5 separate regions of the Homo sapiens genome follow, and regions 1, 2, 3 and 5 are each linked to region 4. A link is a loop called in an ENCODE intact Hi-C map of the cell type or tissue named here. Cell type or tissue: IMR-90. All regions are shown on one strand.

The links. Hi-C counts contacts between places; a loop is a spot of excess contacts. Peaks named below come from ENCODE experiments on the same cell type or tissue, not always from the same donor. Only the 100,000 strongest peaks of a DNase experiment are listed, where the experiment ranks them.
Region 1: it touches region 4 in a loop (12-fold over the local background); 24 of 110 quality-filtered maps call a loop at or near these places.
Region 2: it touches region 4 in a loop (8-fold over the local background); 17 of 110 quality-filtered maps call a loop at or near these places.
Region 3: it touches region 4 in a loop (7-fold over the local background); 17 of 110 quality-filtered maps call a loop at or near these places.
Region 5: a loop joins it to region 4, with 7 times the contacts of the local background. A loop is called at or near these places in 98 of 110 quality-filtered maps.

The regions. Positions count from the first base shown.
Region 1 is chr3:14,546,291-14,551,290 of GRCh38, forward strand. It overlaps a transcript of GRIP2 not described here. Among named protein-coding and RNA genes, the nearest start is that of GRIP2, 8.4 kb to the left of the region's middle. RefSeq lists an enhancer at 1,629-2,129. In IMR-90, CTCF peaks have their summits at 2,166 (motif pointing left) and 3,454; no DNase peak of the experiment used is centred here; H3K27me3 peaks cover 1,990 bases.
Region 2 is chr3:14,918,499-14,923,498 of GRCh38, forward strand. It overlaps FGD5 (FYVE, RhoGEF and PH domain containing 5), which reads left to right. Exons shown (of 20, transcript NM_152536.4): 13 at 256-335; 14 at 3,420-3,519; 15 at 3,913-4,050; 16 at 4,548-4,677. LOC105376963 (a long non-coding RNA gene) reads right to left here. Exons shown (of 4, transcript XR_007095829.1): 2 at 3,803-4,850; 3 at 2,811-2,961; 4 at 1,849-1,985. Among named protein-coding and RNA genes, the nearest start is that of NR2C2, 27 kb to the right of the region's middle. RefSeq lists enhancers at 2,628-3,127, 3,643-4,842. In IMR-90, a CTCF peak has its summit at 2,833 (motif pointing left); a DNase peak (open chromatin) is centred at 2,833; H3K27me3 peaks cover 342 bases.
Region 3 is chr3:14,391,959-14,396,958 of GRCh38, forward strand. LOC105376959 (a long non-coding RNA gene) reads right to left here. Exons shown (of 8, transcript XR_007095825.1): 4 at 4,951-5,000; 5 at 4,287-4,422; 6 at 1,431-1,563. It also overlaps the pseudogene RNA5SP124. Among named protein-coding and RNA genes, the nearest start is that of SLC6A6, 8.1 kb to the right of the region's middle. RefSeq lists an enhancer at 2,353-3,092. In IMR-90, a CTCF peak has its summit at 2,078; no DNase peak of the experiment used is centred here; H3K27ac peaks cover 1,034 bases.
Region 4 is chr3:14,201,649-14,206,648 of GRCh38, forward strand. No RefSeq gene overlaps it. Among named protein-coding and RNA genes, the nearest start is that of LSM3, 25 kb to the left of the region's middle. In IMR-90, a CTCF peak has its summit at 1,985 (motif pointing right); DNase peaks (open chromatin) are centred at 2,013 and 3,483; H3K27ac peaks cover 1,727 bases.
Region 5 is chr3:14,459,910-14,464,909 of GRCh38, forward strand. All of the region lies in intron 6 of SLC6A6 (solute carrier family 6 member 6), which reads left to right. Among named protein-coding and RNA genes, the nearest start is that of SLC6A6, 60 kb to the left of the region's middle. RefSeq lists enhancers at 448-969, 970-1,491, 1,492-2,013, 1,817-1,866. In IMR-90, a CTCF peak has its summit at 2,000 (motif pointing left); DNase peaks (open chromatin) are centred at 972 and 1,992; H3K27ac peaks cover 1,323 bases.

The sequences.
Region 1 (5,000 bases), 340 kb after region 4:
GGCCAGGGAGAGGAGTTGGGATTCTGTTGAGTGTGAGGGGAGGGTTTTTAGCAGGGTCGTGCTGTGACCTAACTTCTATTTTGCAATGGCAACTACCGGGAGTGGGCTGCAAGGGTCAGGATGGCACGGGGGTGAGGGGTCTGAGGGAGGAAATGGGCCAGGCACTTGAGAGGCGGGAGATCTGGAATCCAGGTCCCTTCTGCTCTGAGCCTCATTTTCCCCTTCAGTTGAGCATCAAAGCTCCTCTAATGACAGCCAATAGGGCACGTTTGAGGAATTGCCAGTGGGAGAGGTCAGAAAGCATGGAGTCAGGATGTATCTTGATGCAAAACAGGAAGAAAAAGAAAAATGGGCACCAGCTATAAACAGGCGAGGCACAGGGCGTGGAGGGCAAATGACCCCAAGTTCATGCAGAGGTGTCCCAACTAACTGTCACCAGAGAAGTGAAAACAGAAACAGCGAGCTCCCACTTGACTCTCCTCAAAATGGCAAATGCTGGAAATGCAGACAAAACCAAGAGCCGGTGAAGATGTGGGGAGATGGAGATGGAAAGTCACAGCACAGCTGGTGGGGGGTAAACTGAGGCAGCCACAGTGGCAGCACCTGGTGGTGTTAGGAGAAATTCCATGTCTGGCCACCTGTGTCCCAGTACCCTCACTCCTGGAAGTTATTGCAGAGTAATTCCACCCCCTACCCAGGTCCCTAAGGGGCATGAACTCTTGAGAATGTTGGTAAAGGTGACCTGGGACTCCATCCTAGGGTAGGGGACAGGTAACGTGGTGACTGCACACCGTGTTGTGTGACACAGCAGTTAGAAGTGCAGCCACATGAACAGATCTTAGAAAACCTAGTGTCACATTAAAGAAAGAAAGGAGGGGAGAAAGGGAGGGAGGAAAGATGGAAAGGAAGGAAAGAAGAGAGACAGAATGAGATCTACCCCGTGGTATCATTTATGTATTGAAATGTGGTGTCATTATGTATCGAAAGCAGACACATAAAGCACTATCTATGCTGCAAGGGCACACACAGACGGAAAGACCTGTTTCACCTATTTCAAGTGCAAGTTTAGAGGGAAGGAATTTGGGGTGGGGATAGGGCATGAAGGAGAAGAAATAAGATTATACAGAGCCAGATCTGGCGCTGGGATGGCCCAGAACCATGTGTGCTTTGAACTGAGAAATTTAGCTCAAGCTTTGGAACTTGGAGTTCAAAAATTAAAAATAAATAGGTGCCTCAAATGGCATGTTAGAAGTTGGAACTCTCTCCTGAGGATGCTGCTGGAAGAGTTTGGAGGGAGAGAGGGATAGGGTCAGCTAAGTGTCTTAGAAAACTGACTTGAATGGGTGCTCAGAGCGCTCCTGGGTGAGGGGTCAGGCCTTGCTGTCTGTCCACCCTCCCCATCCTCCTCCCCTCAGGGGCTGCTCTGACTGTCCACCAGCCCTCTCTCTGCCTTCCTAACAAAAAGCAAAACATGGAAATAAATGGACAAAGCTATTGGGGCTCAGCTCCAGGAAAAAGCAGCATTAAGCATCCAATCTCAGGATGCAGTGGCCCCTCCCTGCCCTGTCCTAGAGAATGTTGTCAAGAAACCCAAGTTCAAAGTCCAGTCACTGCTCACACAGGGCCTACTGGGGGCCAAGAACATTACACATGTTGAAATGTCAGTATCTCTTATAAAAGGGACTACATCCAAAGAGGATCTGCCACAAAACCACCCAGAACAAAGGTGGCCACAGAGTCAGGGATGGTCAGAGGAGGAGTCCAGGAAAGCTGCCGGGTGGAGGCAGTGTCTGAGCCACGCCTTGAGGGACAAAGAAACTCAACACTCAAAGGTGAGGTAGGCAGGGATTTCCAGGGAGAGGGCACAGCCTGGGCAGAGGGTGGGAAGTGGGAAGGAAAGGCACCACCAAAAGGGGCCCTAAAGAGCAGGTGGGCTGGCTAGGCACGCAGGGCCGGGTTCCGCAGACACAGTTCTGCGGAGAAGAGAGGTCACCGAATCGGGGCATTCCCGGCACTGTGACCGGCCATGTGGATGACATTTAGGAAGGATCAGGCTCTCCGGAGGCCCCTCCGGTGAAGACACAGAGAGCTTGTGCAGCTGTACACAGGCCAAGCCGTCAGAAGCAGTGCACGGACCTCCGCACACTGGAGTTGATGCAGCGACTCCCCCTTGTGGCTGGTAATCAAGGCATGAGGGTAGTGGATCAGGCTTTGGGAGGGGTGGGCACAGCTGTCATCCCGTGCCTGTGACCGGCTTTGGTGCCAGCGTCAGCCTGTGGCTAACACTGTGCCCAGAGTCCCACCACCCACCCATGGATCAAGCATGACCCTCCGTCCAAACGCAAACGCCTTAGAGAGAAGGAAAGGGCCAGCATTTGCTGAGCACCTACTGGGTACACAGCACTTTATGTACACTGTCTCATGGAATCTTTCAAGAATCCTATGGGATAGACATTGCAGTTCCCATGCTACAGTGCGAAACTGAGGTCGAGAGAGGGGAAGGGGCTTTGGTAAGACAGCCCAACTAGGATGGGCAGAGGGCCAGACCATGAGAACCAGGTGCTCCCTCCTTGAGCCCTTTGCACAGACTCTTCCCTTTGCCTGGAATGTTCTTCCTCACTTTCATCCTTACAGTCCAGTCTAATACCCTCCACCCAGAGGCCCACCCTGGCCATGTGGGGTGTGTCTCCTTTACCTCCCTCAGCCTTTCCTCCAATGCCTTTCCTCTCAGCCCTTCCTCCACCTGTTCTTTTCCACTAAATGGGAGATCCACAACTGTCTTGCTCACTGATTTCAACCCCATGCCCAGGGCAGCGTTGTGCACACAGTAAGTGCTACACAAGTGTTTGCAGAATGAATGAATGAGAAATATATGATGAATGTACATAATCTCTGAATTGCCATATTGGAAAGAAATCAACAATTCATCCCTTCTAACACTGTAGTTCAATGCAGGAATCCTCTCTGCTGTCTAGTACAGCTTGTACACCTCCATAAATGGGAGCTCACCACCTCTGAGCAGCCCACCCTATTCCTGAACAGTTGTAAGGGGTGACAGTCAGTCTGTTATCCCAGCTGCAGCCTGCCTCCCTATGGCTCCCCCTAGTCCCACACCATGGCCTCTGAGCCCTGGCAGGAGAGGCCACAGCTCAGTCTGGATGCGGCTTCAGTGGAGACCCAGTGTGTGGCTGAACACGGTGGTGGCCATTCACCCCGTTATTCTGGGGCCACTTCCTGGAGGGTTCCCCAACCAGGAAGAACAAACCATCTTCCCAGATGCCACAACATCTGACCATGCTGGACAGACATCCTCTACGCCCAAGTGGGGAAACTGAGGCTCAGAGAAAATGGGAACATAAGCCTCTAATAATGACAATCCCGGCTGGCCCCCAGCTGGCACTCTACAGATTTCATACTACTTCTCACCTCTAGGGGCATTTACTTCAGTCCCATGAGGCTGGGATCATCAATCGTTTCATTTTACAGACGAGGAAACTGGAGCCCAGAGACAGCTCAGTTCTCTGGCTCCAAAGCCTTAAATCACAGTTCAATTCACACACATTCTCAAAAGGGCTTGGTGGACGTGGTGATCACCAGATTCTGTGTCCTCATGGTAGACTTGAATATTGAAAGAGAACCCTGGAGCTGTGGACCCACGGTGGACCCTCAGGCAGGGTGAGAACATGGGAAGGACCATCCAAGGACCCCAGGCCACCCAGCTGAGAATATGCCAGAAAGATCAGCAGAGGTATGGGGGTGGGAGCCCTGCAGGGTTTGGGGGTGGGCCCTGGCAACGACCACATGTTTGAGGACAGGGCTTGACCCTGGGATTTCCAGGCCAGTGCCTGCTGCCTGGCAGCTGAGCCCCCTGCGCCCCAAACTGACCAGCCCTCTCCAGCCTCCCCGCCTCCCATTCCCAGCACCAAGTAGCAGAGCCAATTCCCACCTCTGAGCCTTTTTATCACCATCCTCCAGGAATGCCCTCTTCCTAATCCCTGTCTGCCAGGCCAAGTCCTACAAGCCCTTCAAGACTGCTGCCCCCAGGAAGCCCTCCGGCTGGCTGGGGCCTCATCTAGGGCTCCAAGCCCTCGGCACCTCTCAGTCCCACTGTGTCAACTCACTGCTGGCCATCCCACTCTCTTCCTTGCCCATCTACCCCTAGAAGAAGACACCAGCATGGTAATGAAGTGTGAGGAACATTCTAGTATGCCACCCTCCCCGCAGCGGCACCGCTGGTGCCTCAGAGGGGCCCTGAGTTCAACTCCTAGATCTACCTCCACCTCTGACTGGCTGGATGACCTTGGGCAAAACCGGCCTCAATCTCCTCATGCATAAAATGGGAGTATATGTGGGGCTGCGGGAGGAGTAGGGCTTGCGGTCTTTAGGGGCTGCTTCAGCTCTGGCCTCAGCCACCCTGGAACCCCTTCACCTCCATCCCCAGCTTGAATTCCAAATGACCCTCGGCTGCTTACAAACCCCAAACAAACCTTCCTCAACAAACCCACTCTGCGCATGGGCACTGAGACACAGCGAGGAGCAAGGATCTTGCCCAAGGTCATCCTACAGGGACCCCAGCACCCCTAATTATGGGCTGCTAGTGGCTGCTGGCCATGTGCCCCGCTTCGCCTGCCCACCTGCCCACCACATCTGCTTATGAGTCACCATCACCTCGGCCAAGATAGCAAAATGTGGGAACCAGAGAGCCAAGGTTGGCCCAAGGGGAGTGAGTGAGCGGGAGGGGGGAGGCAGCAAGGCTTCCAGGCCCGGGAGAGCAGGGCTGGGGGCCCAGAAGGGACGCTGAGGCCAGGAGGAACACGGACCTGCCAAGGACCCATGAAGAGTTGCGGTCAGCCTGAGTCCCTTGGCTGATGGAGGTGCTTTCCGCTCCATCTGACTATCTCCCCAGTGGGTGGGGAGACAGGGCTGGGAGCCTTCACAACGATCTGGACAATTAAGACAGGCAGATGGTCCTGCTGGACTGAACATTCAAGCCGACAGAC
Region 2 (5,000 bases), 720 kb after region 4:
GCACCTGGGGTTGCCCGGGCTGGGCCCTGAGCATGACGCTCTGCAGCCTTCCCAGCGGTGGGTGAGTGGCCAAGAATGATGGAGCTGGCAGCCAGGCACCTTCCACAGCACCTACCATCACAGAAAGGTATGCCCTGAGGCTAGAGAACGGCAGTAGGTGGACATGGTCCCTCTGTTCATCTGCTGCCAGGAGAAGCCGGTCTACACTTGCCCCTCCCTGCCCCACCCTGAAGGAGGCTGCTGTTGGTTTTCCAGGTCAGCCGCCCTGTGATGGAGAAAGTGCCCTACGCTCTAAAGATTGAGACTTCCGAGTCCTGCCTGATGCTGTCTGCGAGGTACGGGCAGGTGGAGGGAGGATGGCGCACAAGGCAGAGGTGTGAGCATGGGAAGGTTCAGAACAACAGATAAGGATGTGCTGTTTTTATTTTGGTATCCTTCTGGGTCAAAGTATCCTTCTGGGTCAAAGGACTTTTTTTCTTTTCAGTGTTTCTTAACCTTTTGGGGAATTTGATAAAAACTTTTCTCCCCCCAAAAAATGTACACACTCATAAAATTTTATATATAACTTCAGGGGTTTCTAGAGCCCATGGCTTAAATATGGCAATAGCAATGTCTCATGTTTGTGGAGCTCTTTATGGATGATTGGGTCTCTACAGCAACACGAAAAGTTAAGGCCAGTAAAAAATGTATTGTGTGCTGCTGTTCATAAAGTGGCCTGCCTTTTTGCGTTCCTGTCTAGAAGATGAGAGAAAAAAAATAATAAGTGAGCGTTCATCACTTATGTTGCCCTGTCTGTGTGGTGTCTTAGTCCATTCAGGCCACTATAACAAAAATACCAGGCCGGGCGCGGTGGCTCACGCCTGTAATCCCAGCCCTTTGGGAGGCCGAGGCGGATGGATCACAAGGTCACAAGATCGAGGCCATCCTGGCTAACACAGTGAAACCCCGTCTCTACTAAAAATACAAAAAATTAGCCGGGCGTGGTGGCAGGCACCTGTAGTCGCAGCTACTCGGGAGGCTGAGGCAGGAGAATGGCGTGAACCGGGGAGGTGGAGCTTGCAGTGAGCCGAGATTGCACCACTGCACTCCAGCCTGGGCTACAGAGCAAGACTCCGTCTCAAAACAAAAACAAAAACAAAAACAAAAATACCATAAACTGAGTGACTTATAAACAACAGAAATTTCCCACAGGCTGCAGGTCAGGAAGTCCAAGGTCAAGGCACTGACTGATTCGGTGTCTGGTGAGGTTCTGCTTCCTGGTTCAAAGACGGTGCCTTCTCACATAGACAATGCCACCTCATGTGGTGGGAGGAGCAAGGGTCTCTCTGGGGCCTCTTGTATAAGGGCACTAATCTCATTCGTGAGGGCTCCACACCCATGGCCTCATCACCTCCCAAAGGCCCTGCCTCCCAACACCAGCACCTTTGGGAAGAGGATTTCTGCATTTGAATTTGGGGGGACACAAACATTTAGACCACAGTGGGGCATGGCATTTCTATCAGAAAGGTCTGCATTTTCTCCAGGCCCTCGGGTTGCCTGGGATCCTCATCTCTGGCTTCAGACCATGACCTTAAAGAGCATCCCCTTTTCCTTCTTTCAGGGCAAGGTAAGCTCAAGCTCTCGGGGGCTTGGAAACCAGGGAGGTATGCCTCCAGCCAAGAGTAGCTCTTCAGCCAGGGACGTGCATGGCAGGGGTCAGCAAGGCTTCTGGGGCTTGGGTGTCTACTCTCAGCAAGCACATGAGATGGGATGGCAGCAGTGCCTATCACATGGGGGTTTATCCTGCATTGGGCGGTTCTGAGTGTGAAATGGGATCTAAATGCACTCATGCACATGCACTCTCATAGATGCATTTTCTCATTAAAATCATTTATTAGGTGGGGCATGGTGGCTTATACCTGTAATTCCATCAATCTGGGAGGCTGAGGCTGAAGGATTACTTGAGGCCAGGAGTTTGGGACCAGCCTGGGCAACATAGTGAGACCCTGTCTCAAAAAAAAAAAAAATTTAAGCATTTATTAGCCACACCTCAGTGCCAGGTCTGGCAACAATTTAGCCGTTGTTGTGCTCTCCAGGAGCCCACATTACAGGTAGGAGAGTTGTAAACTGCTTCAGATGCAGGGCAGTAACTGCTGTAACAATTAATAGTGGTAATGACAGCAGTAACAGGCATTGGACACCTGTCAGGCCCCAGACGCCGCCGTGATCCTCATCACCACCCTTAGAGCTGGGGTTTGCGGCTCCTTCCATGCATAGGGAGTTGAGGCTTGCAAAAGGGTCACACAGCCAGGTGAGGTGGAACTGGAGTTTGAACCCAGGACTGTGTGGACCAGAGCTCTTATCTGTTACAGTCTACTGCATGAGGGAGTAGAAAAGGGCTTGGAAACCCAAAGGAGGGACTGCCCCATCTGGAGGAGTGAGGGAATGCTTCCTGGAGGAGGTGATGCCTGGGTGGGGGTCGTGGCCTCACCTCTCCTTGTGATAAAATCAAGGGCAGGAGGCTGCCAGCAAATAGTTTCTGTTAGTCCGGCCATGACTTGAGGGTGGTGACGATCCACACGTGGGCCTTCAGGTGGGGCTGCCCATCTCCCAGGGCAAGGACAGTGGCCTTTAGCATGCCAGTCACCTTCCTGCTAGTCCAGACCCTTCACACTTGAAGCTCCCAGGGGACCGCAGGACCCATTCATCACATTTTAGGGACATGGTGTCTTGCTGCCCACAATGCTGATTCAGCCTCTGCCCTGCAGCACTGCTCCCGCCCAGGCCAGCGGGCCCTTATGCTTGCTTTCCGGGGCAGGCTGCACACTTACCTGTGGTGTAGGCGCGGCATCTAGTGGACACTGTGAGAACTTCACCCAGCTAGCTGGCACCCAGCCCAGGCGTAGCTCTTGCCACTCAGGAAGCCCTCCCTGGTGCAGAGCAGGGACTTGGAAAGTGCCTGTTGGATGACTGTCTGGGAAGCTATGTGGGGAGATGAGGAAGGTGGGAGACACAGATGTTTACCTTTGCCAGCTCCCACCTACCCCTCATCCTCCACAGGTACCCAGCCCTCTGTCCCCTGCCAGCCCGTTTCTCCTGAAGTGTGGGACCCTCTGGGCCTTCCTAATGTCTCTTGCTTTTGCACAATGTTGACAATGTGGTTCCACGTCCCACATCTCCCTTCATCCCCACAGCAGCCCTGGGAGTTAGGGGAATATCATTATTCCAGTGTAAGAAGAAACAGACCCAAGGACAGCTAATGGACCAGTGGTCTGCTCGTAAACCTAGTCTGGCAGGTGATCTCTTCTTTGCTGGTGGTTCTGGGCAGTGTGAGAGGTGCAGGCTCAAGGGGCATCTGAGTGAGAACCTCATCCATGCCGAGATGGAGGGTGGGAGGCAGAGCTGCTCCTGCCTTTGCTCACTCCAGCCCATGCCCGCAGCTCCTGTGCAGAGAGGGACGAGTGGTATGGCTGTCTGAGCAGAGCCCTCCCTGAGGACTACAAGGCCCAGGCGCTGGCTGCATTCCACCATAGCGTGGAGGTGAGTGGGTGGGCAGGGCCCACGGGCCACCAGCTTCAGAGACCTGGGGTTCCCTGGGCGGGCATTGCTGTTGCCACTCACACCCAGATGGACGTGTAGCTCCTGTCTTGGGGCACTGGCTCCCCCCACACCCCTGCCATGCTCCCACCCTAGTCAGGGGCGGCCTCCGTGTAACCTAGGAGCCCAGCACCCACAGTCTTGTTCTCACAGTCTGGCTGTTTCCCAACCAAGGGTGAGCATCCTGGAGGGTGCAGGAGAGGCCTTTCACATCAGACCCACTCACCCACACATCACACACCCTGCACAGAGACGCAGGGCAGGGCTCACTGGGCTCTGCATCTGGCTGGTCTCCTGGCCACATTCCACATTACTCAGCCAATTCTGTTGCTGCAGATACGAGAGAGGCTGGGGGTTAGCCTTGGGGAGAGGCCCCCCACCCTGGTGCCTGTCACACACGTCATGATGTGCATGAACTGCGGCTGCGACTTCTCCCTCACCCTGCGGCGTCATCACTGTCACGCCTGTGGCAAGGTGAGTCGCTGCATCTGGGGTGAGTGTGTGCATGGGGGTGGGGTGGGGGAAGGGCATGTCCCTGCCCAGCCGGGGGCTCAGGGATGTCCAGCAGCTACTGTAAGCCCCAGAGTGAGGCATGTTCACACCAACCCGAGAGGAACAGATTGCTAATTCCCATTTTATAGATCATCAAACCAGAGCTCCAAGTCCCAGGCCTCTTCCACACCACCACGTTTTCAACAGAAAACCGTAGCATACGTGGCTATTGTGCTTGGAGAAAAAAGTATCATGTAGTGGTTAAGGGCGCGGGCTCATCAGAAAAGCAGATAGGCGCTGGCTCAGAAACAAGATGAAGCCTTGCCGGAAAAGTAGGGGACACGCACAGCTCCATGATCAGAACCTGGGGCTCCCTAGGGGCAGTTGTGGGTGGATTAGCAGAGGGAGCGGAGGGGAGGGGTGCAGGTCTCCTTTGCATGCACTGAGAGGGGTGAGAATCTTCCCACCTGGGCCTGCAGATCGTGTGCCGGAACTGTTCGCGGAACAAGTACCCGCTGAAGTACCTGAAGGACAGGATGGCCAAGGTCTGCGACGGCTGCTTCGGGGAGCTGAAGAAGCGGGGCAGGGCTGTCCCGGGCCTGATGAGAGGTAACCTGGGGACCACTTGCCTTCTTCCAAGTGGCCTGGTGGCTTCTCCCCAGGCTCCAGTGGCTTCTCTGTGGTCCATGGTTCATGCCTGAAACCGCTTTCCCTGGAGGGAGTTATTCACTCCATGGAGGGAGGAAACAGAGGTTCGGGCACCATTTTCCAATATGTGGATTCTGTGGAAAATTGATCGGTGTCCCCAGAAGAAGAGCTCTGTGGGTAGCTAAGCTTAGGAATCAGTGTGTGTGTAAGGGGACAGAGGCAGGGAGCTCCTGTGTCCTTTACCATAGAGGCCCTCTTGTCAAGTATCCTATAGGCCTGTGCCT
Region 3 (5,000 bases), 190 kb after region 4:
GATCACTTGAGGTCAGGAGTTCAAAACCAGCCTGATCAACACGGTGAAACCCAGTCTCTACCACAAATACAAAATTAGCCGGGCATGGTGGTGCACACCTGTAACCCCAGCTACTTGGGAGGCTGAGGCAGGAAAATCACTTGAACCTGGGAGGCGGAGGTTGCGGTGAGCCAAGATCGCACCATTGCACTCCAGGCTGGGCAACAAGAGCAAAACTCTGTCTCAAAATAAATAAATAAATAAATAAAATAATAATAATAACACAAATTGTATGTCTTTCCATGACCAGCCCTTTCCTGCATTCGGCTCTGCATTGGTGCTGTGTGGGAGGCACTAGGACTACCCTTAGGCCCCAGACAGAGGAGCCCATGCCTATGGGTTCCCAGAGGGGCCCTCCTGTGGCTGCACACCTTCCCACAAGGTCATATACACATTCCACAGGGTCCAGGGGATGTGACCATCATAAGCCAGCGCCCTCTAGCTTCTAAATTGAACCCTGGGTACCCCAGGCCCCAGAGTCCCTGCCCGTGGGCCTCTCCCCCATTCATTCAGCTGAGGGCGGAGAGGCACACTGGTGTGTACCCAGGCTTAGGGGGGAAAGGTGGGCTGTGCTTGGGGGCTGAGCTTGAATGGAAGGTGGGTTGTCCCTCTGCATGGACCAGAGCTGCTCAAGGGGTAGGACGGAGCTTGGAATGGCAGGAGAGGAGGGGTGAGGGGCAGGCCACAGGCCAGGGCCTCAGATGGGGGCTGGCACTCCCCAGCCACCGCTTGCAGGATCCAGCTCCAAGGAGCCTGGGAATTTACATTCTAAGCTGGCCTCCAGCTCACCATGAAAATAAGCACACCAAGGCGGGAGGGCAGGGTGGTTTGTACCTAACAGCGTATTAGCCTGACATATAACTTTTCAATACTGAGACAGTATTTGCAGCATTTGTTGTCTCGGGGTAGAACTCTGCCAGTGTCAGGGGTGTCCTGGTGTCATCCCAGTGGTTTTCTCGACCACTGACCCACAGGGGACAACACATTTATCAAATAAGGAAAGTGCTGGGCCCGAGCCTTTCAATACACAAGTGTAGAATAACAGGCTTAAAGGCTACAAATAGCATCAAAGCACGAGGGATGATAATGCCTCTAGAGACCAGGTTCAAGTTCCCATGTGGCAAATGTCACCTCCACCCGAGGTGCCACTTGCACAACAAGGGTATTAACTTCTCTCCTTCCCCAGGGCCTGTCTAGGATCCCCTTTGGTAACCTGGACCTGTCTCTTCCCTTCCCATACTCCAGAATGAGCCCCTGGGCCCAGGTCAAGCACCTGAGACTCAGATGGACAACCTCCTGTGCCCCCTGCCCCTCTCTTCTTGCTCATTCTTGCTGGTTTTGTCATCCTGGCAGAAATCATCAGAATGACAGTGATAATTATGAACACTCACCTTGTGCAGGCTCTGACCTTCACATTCACCCTAGACGGGGCTCTAGTGCCATCCTCATTTTACAGATGGACAAAATGAGGCTCAATTTGGGGCTGATCCTGTGCCTAAGGTCACAGTTGGTAAGAGGCAGATCCTGGAATTGAACACACATCTCTCTGAATCCCAGATCCCACACATCTGCCCCCAAGGCTAGAAACCACAGATCAGAGGGACCTTCTGGGCATTGCGCTGTGTCATGGGACAAGTCACTTGCTGACCTCTGTTTCCCTGGGGAAGTGGCTTTGGGGAATACCTGGGGTCATCTAGAGCTGAGGGATCCTGGGAATCCAGGAGTGGAGCTGGGGCAGCCTGAGAACGGGGCCCACCCCACCCCGGCTCAGATGACCAGTCCCGAGGGCCCAATCAGGTCAGCCTTGGATCAGGCCATAAGTGGGAACAAAATAGTCAGGGAACTCTCCTCTCCCGCTTTGTTTATGGTCTGGGAGCTGAGAATATTTTGAATTGTTGTGTTTGGGGAGGGAGGGAGAAATAACCAAATATAAGAAGGCAGTCACTGGGAGGCCTGGGCAAGAATGCAGAGGAATCAGGCCTGCCTGGGGATGTCTGGGCCACCGGAATGCTTGGAGGCCCAGCACCCTCTAGCTCAAGGATCCGGCACTGATGAGACATTCACGTTGCCTGGAGAGCTTTATTTTAAACAACGAAGGAGAAAGAAGAAAAGAAGAAGAAGGAGAAGGAGAAGAAAAAGAAGCAGCAGCCGCCACCACCATCTCATGCCCATTTAAATGAGAATTTCTGAGCGTGGGACCCCAGGCATCAGATTTTTTTCAGTTTCTCCTTGGGCCACCAAGGTTGAGAACTGGTACCTCCTGTAGCAGTGGTTCTGAAACGCCAGCTGCCTCGGAAGCTCCTGGAGGGCTTGTTAGATAGGACTGTGTCCCACCACAGAGTTTCTGATTCAGGAGGTCTGGGTTGGGCTGGTGCTTTGCTTTTCTAACAAGTTCCCAGGTGAAGCTGCTAGTCTGGGGGCCAGACTTTGAGAGCCTCTCGCCTGCATTCTCAGGACTCCTTTTGTGGCTTGTGGACCCACAGCCTGGGGTGTCTCCCAGAAGCTTGTTAGAAATTCAGAATCTTGGCGCAGTAGCTCACACCTGTAATACCAGCATTTGAGGAGGCTAAGGCTGGAGGATTGCTTGAGCCCAGAAGTTTGAGATCAACCTGGGCAACATAGAGACACCTAGTCTCTAGTTAAAAAAGCAGTCTATGGCCATACTACCAGGAACGTGCCTGATCTCGTGAAGCTAAGCAGGTTTGGGCCTGGTTAGTACTTAGATGGGAGACCACCTGGGAATAACGGGTGCTGTAGGCTTTTGGCTTGGCTGGGCGCAGTGGCTCACACCTATAATCCCAGCACTTTGGGAGGCGAGGGGGGTGGATCACAAGGTCAGGAGTTCGAGACCAGCCTGGCCAACATGGTGAAACCCCATCTCTACTAAACATACAAACATTAGCTAGGTGTAGTGGCAGGCGCCTGTAATCCCAGCCACCCAGGAGGCTGAGGCAGGAGAATCATTTGAACCTGGGAGGCGGAGGTTGCAGTGAGCCGAGATCACACCATTGTACTCCAACCTGAGCGACAAGGCGAGACTGTCTCAAAAAATAAAAATAAAAAAATAAACAAAATAAAAATGTGGGATGTGATGGCTCACACCTGTAATCCCAGCACTTTGGGAGGCCAAGGCAGGTGGACTGCTTGAGCTCAGGAGTTTGAAACCAGCTTTGGCAACATGGTGAAACCCTCGTCTCTACAAAAAATACAAAAATTAGCTGGGCATGGTGGCTTATGGCTATAGTCCCAGCTACTTGGGAGGCTGAGGTGAGAGAATGGCTTGAGCCTAGAAGGTCGAGGCTGCAGTGAGCTGTGATTGTGCCACTTCACTCCAGCTTGGGTGACAGAGCAAGACCCTGTCTCAAAAATAAATAAATAAATAAATATAAATATAAATAATAAATAGAAGGCCGGGCGCAGTGGCTCGCCCCTGTAATCCCAGCACTTTGGGAGGCTGAGGTGGCCAGATCACCTGAGGTCGCAAGTTTGAGAGCAGCCTGACCAACATGGAGAAACCCCATCTCTACTAAAAACACAAAATTAGCCGGGCATGGTGGCGCATGCCTGTAATCCCAGCTACTCGGGAGGCTGAGGCGGGAGAATCACTTGAACCCAGGAGGCGGAGGTTGCAGTGAGCCGAGATCGCACCACTGCACTCCAGCCTGGGCAACAAGAGCAAAACTCCATCTCAATAATAATAATGATAATCAATAAAAATAATAAATAAATAAGAAATTCAGAATCTCCAACCCCACCCCAGACCTGCTGAGTCAAATTCGTATGTTAACAACATCCTGTCGTGAGTATATGCACTTTTCAGTTGAAGCAGGGCTGGAAGGTCACCTTGGCTAACCTCATGCCATCCATGGGGAGACTGAGGCAGAGGGAGGTGGAGGTCCCTCTGGGTTACACAGCCACTAAGGATCCACTCAGGGCTTGGAACCAGGTCTCTGCAGGGGAGATGGGGAGGGGAGGGGGCTCTTGTGGGTGGAGCCGAATGCACAGTCTTAAAGACTGGCCCCTTTCTCCATAGCTAAACAAATGGTTAGTTTTGCAGTTTGTGGAATGGGGGTGGGAGCGTGGGGGAAAATTGTAGGCAGCTCCAGCTCCGTTCATTCAGCAGAATTTGTTGGACATCTGCCATGGGGCTGGCCACTGCTGTAGGCCCTGGGGACACATGAAGTGGGCAGTCTAGTGTGAAAACAGACATAAACAGGTCAATATGTAAATGATCAAGGTCCACTCACCCATTATCCAAGTTAGAATGAGAATAAAATGAGGCGATGGCTCAGGGCTGGTGCAGGGCAGGCAGGAGGCAGCCGGGGCTGTCTGAGACATGGTGGTCTGGGAAGGTCTCTGGGGATGAGACACTGGAGCTGAGGCCTAGGGAGAAGGAGCCAGACCTGGGAAGGGCTGAGGGGAAGAGCCTGGGGCAGGGAGCAAGACAGGGGCAAAGGCCCTGAGGCAGAGAGAGGGGAGCCTGGAGTTGGAGGGAAAGCCAGGGGGCCAGAGAGGCTGGGAGTGAGGGAGGCAGAGGAGGAGAGTGGCGGAGGGTCAGGTAGGGGGTATCTCAGAGGCTGCCAGGAGTGTGGCTTAGTGGCAGTGTGGTGGGGGCCATGAGGTGGTTCAAAGCAGGAAGGAAGCCTGAGTGGGTCTGGGGGTTTTCCTTGGGATTTTTACTGAGGTCTACACTTCCTACAGTGAAACGCGACAGCACACACTGGAGTGACCTGCCCCAGGTAAGGATGGAGCCCCTTCCCATCCCGCAGGTTCTCTCATACCCCACCCACCCCACACCACCCCACACCACCTCACCCCATCCCACTTCACCTCTGGAGGCAACCACTGCTCCTATTCCCATGGCCCTCAATTCACTCTGCCTGACTTTGAAGGCCATGTAAAGGGACCCACTGCAGGGCATCTGGTCTGTGGCTCTGGCTTCTCTCACTGGGCTCGGTGTT
Region 4 (5,000 bases):
TGACTGGGCCTGATGGTAGCCCGAGTCCTCTTGAGGGGTCTAGGTAGGAGATCTGCAACACAAGAGGGCTGTTAAGCTGGGGGTAGGTATCAGGGGGTCCTCAGAGCTTCTGGGGAGGGCAGGGTAGTTGAACAGAGTGGACTGAAGAACACTAAGCCCCATGAGACAAATTGCTGCTTACAGGCAGAGACCATATTCACAACCCCTGGCAGAGGGCCTGGCCAAGAATTTGTCTTCAATAAATGTTAAATGAATATTTAAATGACAAGAAGACTAGTGCAACAGGACTTTGTGATCAGCACTGTGGATGGAAGGTTCAAATGGGAGTTTGAAAGAAGGTGAACTTTGCACATTGTTTTCCAGACACTTGTGGTTTCCTTCCCACAATTGGACAGTGTTCCCCGGTTTTTTACCCTCGTGGCCATCCTCCCCATTACCATTTACCTGAAAGTGTCAGTATTTGCCAACTCTAGATACCTAACTAGTTATTAATTTACATAGAAAACTAATACCAAGAAATGAGGAAGATAAGGCCAAATGCTTTAAATTCCTTTTAGATTCATTGCCCAATTTTAATAAACCAGAGCATGTAGGTTCTTATTTTCTTGGCTGCTTCTAGAAATGTCCTGGATGTGGAGGCAGCATGCCCCATTGCAGTTTCTGATATTGATTACTCCAGAGGAATGTTTTCTTGGTGCTCATCCCATCCACTTGCAATGCTGCAGGGATCTGGGCTCTGAGTGTTGACACGAGCCCCAGAGTGACCCTTAGTGAGGTGGAAAACTGAACATACAGGGTCTAGCAGTGCAGCGGGGTCAGAGAAACCTGGCTGCGAGTCCCTGCTGTGTCACGTACCGGCTAGACAAACAGCTTCTGTCCTAAGGTCAGTTGTAAGGGCTGGGAAGTGGCCCTAGAAGCAGGCTAGGGTGGTGCTGGGATGTTACTGCCAAATCACTGACACCAGGGTCAGAGGCACAGAGGTGGAAGGGGCACTGGGAGGCCACTCCTTCAGCTTATTCCAACTGTCCCTGCTCTTTTCCTCCCCAGATAGTTTTCAGGAGAATGGTGAATTTGAAATAACTTGATTTGTTCCATTGAAAGTTATTTTCAGATGTCCGCTATGTGCCAGGATCTGTCCACAGAGGCCTGAGCAAGACCAACTATGTGCACGATGCTAAGAGCTGGGAAGGACCTGAAATGGGTGAGGAGATGGGAGGTGACATGGTGTTGTGGGGGGTGAGGGGGAACAGTGCTCAGACGAGGTCTGTCTCAGCAGAGAACATTTGAGCGGACATCTGAATAGCAGGAGGGAACAGGCCCCAAGGGGATTTGGCAAAACAGCATTCTTCCAGAAACTGGAGGCCGCGCAGAGGCTCTGAGATGAGGCTTTTCCTGGTGGAGGGTCGGCAGGGAGGCCAGTCGGCATGGGAAGAGTGAGCCAAAAGTCTGAGACCTCGGAAGTCCAGGCGTCATTCAGCACCTTCGTTTCACAGAAGGGGATGAAGAGCCCAAGACAGTGAAATAGACTTGCCTGAGGCCACCGCGAGTCCAGGCTAATCTAGTTCTAAAGCCTAAATAAGGGCCACTGTGTGCCCCAGCTCCAGTGGTGCCGCTCATGCTGTAGCCTCTGGACCCGTGCAATGTGCTGCTCCTGCAGCTACACGGTCTCCTCCTTCCGATCACAGGCCAGCATTTCACCGTCCTTTCCCTTTTCGAAGGAAAGGGTCTTCTGAGTTCGCGGGTGCTATGGGGACCCTGCTCAAGCTGGTATTCAGGAAGGGGAAGACTGTGCTTTCCTTCCCTTGGCCAGGCCTCGTGGGAGGAGCACAGAGTTGGAAATCACACCCGTCAGACTCAGCTCGATCACCGTGTGCTCTGTGACTTTTGGCGAGCTCCTCGCCCATTCTGGGCTTCCATTCCTCACACGAAGGGAAATGCAGGGAGTTGTTTTTACTCCTGAACCTGCATGTCTTAGTTGCCAACACCAGGTGGTGCTGTGCTCTTTTGCTTTTCCACTTCAGTCCTTGCTTTGCAATCAACATGAGCTAATACTGGCCAGCGAGCTCTGAAATCCAGTTTGTGGAACTCCAACCCTACAATAGCTACATAATATGTAGGCCCCAGGGAGAAAGTTGTAAGGGAAAATACCATTCCCGTGGTGCCCATATCCTGCTGAACCGAGATCACCAACAAAGCCGCACTCTAGGTGAGATGGGTTTTGCTGCGCTGGCTCTGTGCACGTGGCTGAATAATGGGTGGACAGAGCTTTCTTTGCGGCCTGAGGCCAGATTCTGCCATCCTGTTGAGCAGATCCCTTTTCCTGCTCTTAGCCTTGGAGTCCTCATCTATACAGTGTCCTTTGAGCTTGAACAATGTGAGTTTCAGGAAAAGGACTCAATCACTCTGCTATTGATTAAAAGAGCCTAGGTTTGGAGTTCTTGGTAGCAGTATCTGAAAGCCGACATTGGTGTGTGCTAGGAAAAGCCTACAGATTTGGAGTGAAAAAGCCATGCATGTGAACCCTAGCACTGCTGCTTCCCAGCTGAATAACAGACTCCAACTCTCTGACCCTTAGTTTCCTCCTCTGTAAATGGGGATAGTGACAGTGCCCACCTCAGGAAGAAGGGCTGAGGATGAAAAGATGTCCATCAAGGATGGAGCTCAGGTCCTGCCATGGAGTCGGAGCTCAGGACATCTTTGATTCCCTTAATTGGGCCAGCAGCTCTAAATAAGATGCTTCTTGTCTCCTCCTGAATGCCTTTCTGAAAAGACCACCTGTAAATATTTATCTGTCTTTATAACAAGGATCCAAGCTGTTCTTCATGAATCCATAGTTTCTGCCTTGCTGAGTCTACTACAACATTTTTTAAAAATTTTTTCATCGATCTCTCCTTGCATTGTTTTTCCTGTATGACTTTTCCAGGCTGAGTTCTGCTAGAAACTGGGATGGCTAACAGCTGGTCATGATAAGGGTTTGGGAATCAGATGAGGGAACAGGGGAGCCTCCCCTTTGCAGCGTCCTCTGCCCTCCCTCTCTGTGGTTCTCAGCAATGTTTTTCTCAGTTCAGCTTCAAGGTAGAAGAGAAATGGATGAAACCAGCTCCATGAACAAGGTCACCCCGCCAATATCACGAGAAAATGACATCACTGTCAGCTTCCGCTCAGGAAAAACCTGGGACTTGAATAACCAAGGGAAAGGGCAGGTCATCCTCATGGCAGGTTGACAGAGCTGGTTACAGACCTCCCTGCCAGATATCAGGGCCTGGGAGTGTGGCTAAAAATGACCCAGGGACCACACCTGCCTCTGGTCAGTTGCCCCCGGCAGCCTTACCACCCTCGTATGCTCAGAACAACGGAATATCACCAATGGGGTGTTTTATTTCCTCTTTCCTAGAAGAAAGGTTACCAACTGCCAGAATCAAAATAGAACATGAACCGTGTCACTGGAATCCTGTCCAATCCAAGCACACTGATATTGTGCAATGCCCTTTGGGAGATAAAGCAGATAAGCAAAATCTCCAAGCTATTATCACACCATTGGACCTGGCATTGCAGAAGGCCTCTAGCCGGCCTCTTCTAGGCTTGTCATGTTTCTGCAACACTGTGTCGAGTGCTTTTTGTGCTCTAGAAGAACACTATTTCATAGATGAAACCAGGCGCAAAGCCTCACAGAAAGAATTATTTTGTTAAAGTGAATAGTTGTCCCCAACTTTTTCCATTTCCCAAGCTCATAGTTTTATACATTCTTTCTTTTTTTAAGGCTTGGCTTAAATTCTTTATTATTATTATTATTATTATTATTATTATTATTATTATTTTGAGATGAAGTCTCCCTCATATCCCCAGGCTGGAGTGCAATGGCGCAATCTCGGCTCACTGCTGCAACCTCCGCCTCCTGGGTTCAAGCCGTTCTCCTGTCTCAGCCTCCCAAGTAGCTGAGATTACAGGCACCTGCCATCACACCCGGCTAATTTTTGTTTTTTGGGGGTTTTTTTGGGGTTTTTTTTTGTTTGTTTTTTTGAGACAGAGTCTCACTCTCTCGCCCAGGCTGGAGTGCAGTGGCCTAATCTTGGCTCACTGCAACCTCCGCCTGCCAGGTTCAAACAATTCTCCTGCCTCAGCCTCCCAAGTAGCTGGGACTACAGGTGAGTGCCACCAGGCCCAGCTAATTTTTTTTTTTTTTGTATTTTTAGTAGAGATGGGGTTTCACCATGCTGGCCAGGCTGGTCTCAAACTCCTGACCTCGTGATCCGCCCGCCTCAGCCTCCCAAAGTGCTGGGATTACAGGCGTGAGCCACCGCGCCTGGCAATTTTTGTATTTTTAGTAGAGATGGGGTTTCTCCATGTTGGCCAGGCTGGTCTCGAACTCCTGACCTCAGGTGATCCGCCCACCTCAGCCTCCCAAAGTGCTGGGATTACAGGCGTGAGCCACCGCGCCTGGCAATTTTTGTATTTTTAGTAGAGATGGGGTTTCTCCATGTTGGCCAGGCTGGTCTCGAACTCCTGACCTCAGGTGATCCGCCCACCTCAGCCTCCCAAAGTGCTGGGATTACAGGCGTGAGCCACCGCGCCCTGCCAAATTCTTTATTATTCTTAATGGCACAACATAGTTTTCCATATGGTAATGAAATACCCACGCTGACTTTCCTGAGGAACAAGGAAAAATGAACAAATTGGAGAATTCAGTGCTTGGCAGGCTTGTCTTCATATACATGATGAATATCAGCCTTTCCTGAAGCTTTAAAATTCTCTTGGTCTAAGTTACTTTTCCTTGAAGGATCATTCCTGCCCCTTGACATCTTTGAGAATTGTTCAACATGTAAATGATGTGCATCAATTGATCAACTTACATTTTAGCTTCTTTATACTATCAGCGTATTTTTTTTCTGTCACTTTCGTGTTAGTGAAGTATAGTAGATATTTGTAAAAGTATTGTGACTATATATTTTTTAATTTTTATTTTTGATTATAGTAAAAAATGCATAACAGAATTTACCATC
Region 5 (5,000 bases), 260 kb after region 4:
TAATTTGAGGTGGGGTCTGGCTCTGTTGCCCAGGCTGAAATGCAGTGGCTTGATCTCAGCTCACTTTCTGGGCTCAAGCCATCCTCAAACCATCCTCCCACCTCAGCCTCCTGAGTAGCTGAGACCACAGGCACATGCCACCATGCCCTTCTTCACTCTGCCTCAGTTTCCCCACACAGAAGTGAGAAAGTTTCTGTGGAGCACTGGTCCTGAGCAGTGCTAGAGACATCATCACTTACTTACGCACTAGTATTTTTTGAGCCTCTACCGTGTGCCAGGTGCTTTGTAGAAACAGGGCTGGGGGACATGCAGTGGTTCACAAAACAGACAAAAATTCCTGTGCTCCAGGAGCTGATGGCCTGGCAGGAAGAGTCAGGTTGTAACAAAACGAATGGGAAAAATATATAGGAGTCAAATGGGGATGCGAGCTATGGGAAAAAGTCAAGCAGAGAAGGAGAATGGGGAGTGTTGGGAGCAATTTTGAATAGGGTGGCCAGGCAAGACCTACCAAGAAGGTGACTCTAGGCAAAGATGTGAAGGAAGTGAAGGGCTGAGCCAGGTGAGTATGTGGAGGGGAAAATCTCCAGGTAGAAGTGACAGCCTGTGCAAAGGCCCTGAGGTGTGTTTGACCCAGACCCTTGGGGAGCACCCAGTCTGATGGAGGAGGCTGATGTCCGCCAGGGACAGTGAGCAACTTTTGAGACATAATGCAGAATACAGGAGAATAGTGTCAAAGCCAGAGAGAGGGTGCCAGGCTGCAGCTGTGGCCGAGCAAAGACGTGATCTTCCACGGGTCCTCCCTTCTCACCCTTAGCAACAACCTCCTTCGTGGGGTGGCTGTAGGCCTCCCAGGGGTGGGCGTGATTCCCAGAACAATAGCAGAGCCTGGGCCAGGCCAGAGAAGCCAAGACAAACACAGTCAGGCTCTGTGAACTTCCTCAAGCCCCATGGCTGAGAGGCTGCCTGCTCGCTGGCCATGGCTTCCAGCCCTGGCCACAGACCAGGTTTGTGGCTGACGTGGGGGCTGGGCCCACAGGCAGCAGATGGACCTCATCCTGCCAAGGCCCTGCTCTCGTGTCTAGTCCAGCAAGGAGGAGTTGGAGGGTAATGGAGGGAGAGCCCCAGCCTGAGAGGCTCAGGATCTGAGTTCAAGTCACTTTGCCTCTCTAGGTTGCAGTTTCCTTTTTTGTAATTTTCACTATTCCAGGAAGTTGAAACTAGGCTGCCATTAATCCATTCAACAAATAGTGATAACGGTGGCGAAAGCGCAGTAGCCTGTGAGTGCCGGGCAGCATTCTCAGTGCTGCTAGGTAGCTCATTGAATCCTCCTCATGGTTTGGAGTATGTGCAGTTATTAGTCCCATTTTACAGATGGGGAAATTCAGGTTCAAGGAGGCTCATTACCTTGCCCAGCATCCCACAGCTTGTCAGTGGCTGTGCTGGGATTTGGACCCAGGCGGCCCCACTCCCGACCTGGGTGCCCCACACTCTTCCGCCTCTTGTGCCCACCCCCGTGCCAGCCTGAGGATGCAGTAAGTAGGGCGTGTGGCAGGCATGTCCCTGCTGTCACAGAGTGGGGTCTGGGAAGGGGGCAGAGATCCAGACACTCACACAGGAAGTGCAAGCCCTGCAGACGCACAGGGGAGGAGGCCCCGGAGTGAGCATGGACATTCACTGAGGCTGGGGCTCTTCGCTGTTGGCCTCCGGAGCAGCTCTTTTTGCCTGGTTAAAAACAAAGCAGGGGGTAGTCAGAGCCAGGTCCTTTTAGCTCTGGATCCCCCAGACTGCATGACTTTGAACAAGGCCCTTTCACTTTCTCAGCCTCACCTTCCCCTTATGTGAAATGAGTTAGTGAAGCCCCTCACCAACAGCCAGGGCGCTGAGGATCCTTAGGGCCTGCCTAGGATCTCTGGGATCAATGGCGAGCCCTGCTGCCCAGGCCCTTACCTCCCAAAGGATGCCTGGCTCCCCCTGCTGCTGCTGCTGCCCAGACACTTACCTCCCAAAGGATGCCCGGCTCCCCCTGCTGCTCAGCCACCCTCTTTTCTACTGCCCAGAGGGGATGGAGAAAAGTTGTCCTTGTGAGTTTCCTGGACAGTTGGGCCACAGGGCTTTTGGGTCTAGGGCTCAGAGGAGCCACGGAGGTTCACCAGCAAGAGTGGAAAAATACCACGTCCCACAGCAAGGCCTGCTGGGCCACCACCAGAGGCCCCTGGCAGCAGCTAGCACCAGCCTGTCCCTTGGGGATCCCGGGGGAGCCACAGAAAAGTTGAAAGCATGGCTCTCAGGGGCTTGTCCTCGGAGCAGCAGATTCTGCAAAGCAAGGGTGGCTTTCAAACCTGCTACTGTAAACCAAAACCCATCTGAGACAGGGGGCTCGATGAGCTTAGAGGTTTATTTTGCCAAGGTTGAAGATGTGCTCAGGAAAGAGACTGAGCCACAGTAGGATCTGTGGCCTGCACTTTTTCCAAAGAGAGTTTTGAGAACCTCAGTACACTAAAGGGGAGGCCCAGCACAGTAGCTCACACCTGTAATCCCAGCACTTGGGGGAGCCGAGGAGGGCAGATTGCTTAAGTTCAGGAGTCCGAGACCAACCTGGTCAACATGGCAAAACCCTGTTTCTACTAAAAAATACAAAAATTAGCTGGGCATCGTGGCGCGTACCTGTAGTCCCAGCTACTCAGGAGGCTGAGGTAGGAGGATCTCTTAGGCCCGGGAAGTTGAGACTGCAGTGAGCTTTGATTGCGCCATTGCACTCTAGCATGGGCGACAGAGACCGTGTCTTAAAAAAAAAATGTAAGGGGAAACAGCAGGAAGGGACAGAGGAACAGGTAATTCAGGTAATTATGCACGATGTCTCTCAGCAAATCTGCATTTTCCATAGGGTAGAGAACACACACATTTTCCATAGGGTAGGGTGTGTACACACGGTGGAGGAAGGAGACACATGCCTAGATGTGTGGGTGGATGGCTCATTTCTTGTCTCTTTGTCCGGCACCTGTGAAGATGAGCTGTGAGTTTACATTGTCAGGGTGAGGGAGGCCGCCTGGGGAGATACGTGGCCTGTATCTCACAACTCTCTGCTGAAGAACAGAAAGCAGGCCGGTTTTGTGCGTGTGTGTGACTCACTTCCCAAGCTTAACTTTTTCCTTCTGCATAGTGAGTTTGGGGTCCTGAGATTTTATTTTCCCTTCACACGGCTGAGGTGGCGTGACCAGGATTTGGGGAGGAACAATGACACACATCCCAAAGGTGTGGGGACCTGACACCAGCTGGCCTGGATCCATCCCGCATCCACCACCAGTAACTGTGATTGCAGGCAGGTGCCCCCACCTCTCTGGGCAGTCTCCTCATCTAGAAAATGCAGGTGAGGCTGATGCCTGGCTCTTCTCAGTTGTCTGAGGATTAAATGAGTTAAAACTCACGAAGCCCTTAGCTGAGTGCCCCGCACAAAATCCGCACTGCATAAGTGCTTGTTAAATAAACTAACTACGTGAAAACAAAGAAAGCCACCTCCACACCCCTGTCCCTGACACAAAGCCCTCTGGTCACAGACCACTGGGTTGCTTGGCCCAGTGGAGGCCTGGCTGGCTTTGAAGTGGCCGCCCTCTGGAGACCCCTGCGGGGCTGCTGTCAGCAGCTATTGTTCGCCAGCCCGGGTGTGGCCCACAAAGGGCCCCAGAGGTGGGAACTGGTCGGGGCGCCTGGCCGCCTGTCCGCCTGTCCTCAGGAAGGGAGAGGCAGGTTGGTTTTCTTTTTTCACTTCTTTCCCCCCTTCTGTGGCTTCCTGATGTGCCCCCGCCCTCCACGTCTGCCTTCCCATCCTCGGGAAATCATGTAGGCTCCTGGCCTCAAGGAGAAGAGATGACGGTGGCTGGAGAAACTGAGGCCTGGAGGAACAAAGGACGCCCGGGGGCAGAGGCAGCAGTAGGGCCCAGCCTGTCAGTGTCGGAGAGCCATCCTGACAGTGCCGGCCAAAGAGGCTTCTTGAATGCTCACCGCAGGCCAGGGGCCATCGAGCAAGGTCAGCGTTCCCTTATCCTCAGTGGACAGATGGGGAAGCTGAGGCCCAGGTCACCAGCAAGGGGTGGCAGAGGCAGCGTGCAACCCCTGGTAGAGGTGGCTCCCCAGCTGACCCACAGCCTCTCTACCCCTCGACCTAGAGTGGCAGAGTGGGAGGCAACCTCAGAGCTCCTACGGTCCCAGCCCTTTACTTCCTGGTGGGGAAACAGTCTAGAGCGGACAGCGGCTTCCTGGAGGTCTCATGGCAAGCCAGCCTCTAAGCTTGGCTTCAGACCTGAGGGCCTCCCTACTGGCTGCCCTCTGGTCTTGGGGAGAATCAGTAAACTGCCAGTTGTGGGAGGCTTTTTGCTGGTCTGCTATGTGTGGGCTGTGGGGCAGGTCCCCATTCTGTTGCTTAAGCCCACGTGACCCTGGGCAAGTGATGGACTCTCTCTGGGCCTCAGTTTTATTGTTGCAAAATGGAGATAGTAATACAACTTACCTCAGAGGGTTAGGGCACGGGCCAGTGAAAATAGACGTCACAGCATTTGGAACAGTGCTAGGCACACAGTAAGTGCTCAATAAACGCTGCCTAGGGGTTGTTGGGCTGAGGGCAGCTGAGCTAAGCAGGCCCTGAAAGCTTCCTTTTTGCCCTTTTCCAAAGCCCCTTTCTCATTGTTTCTACTCAAAGGGATCATGGCCACAAGAATTTGCTCTGTCGAGGGTCGTGGTGCCAGCTAGGTGAGGTTTGGGGCTCTGTCACTATTGGTCAGTGTCTGTTACATACTTGGGCCCCAGCAGTGCCCTGGCACTGCACCCCCAACTCCATGGGCACATTTGTCCTGTTCTCTTCATCTCAGTTTCCTCTCCTGTAAAATGGGTGCATTGACTGTGCAGTGGTTCCTCCAAGGTCCCCTGATCCCCAGATGCGGCCCAGGGCTCTGCCAACCAGTCTCAATGTTTCAAGGTGGCCACCATGAACTTTCTGCATGTCGAAG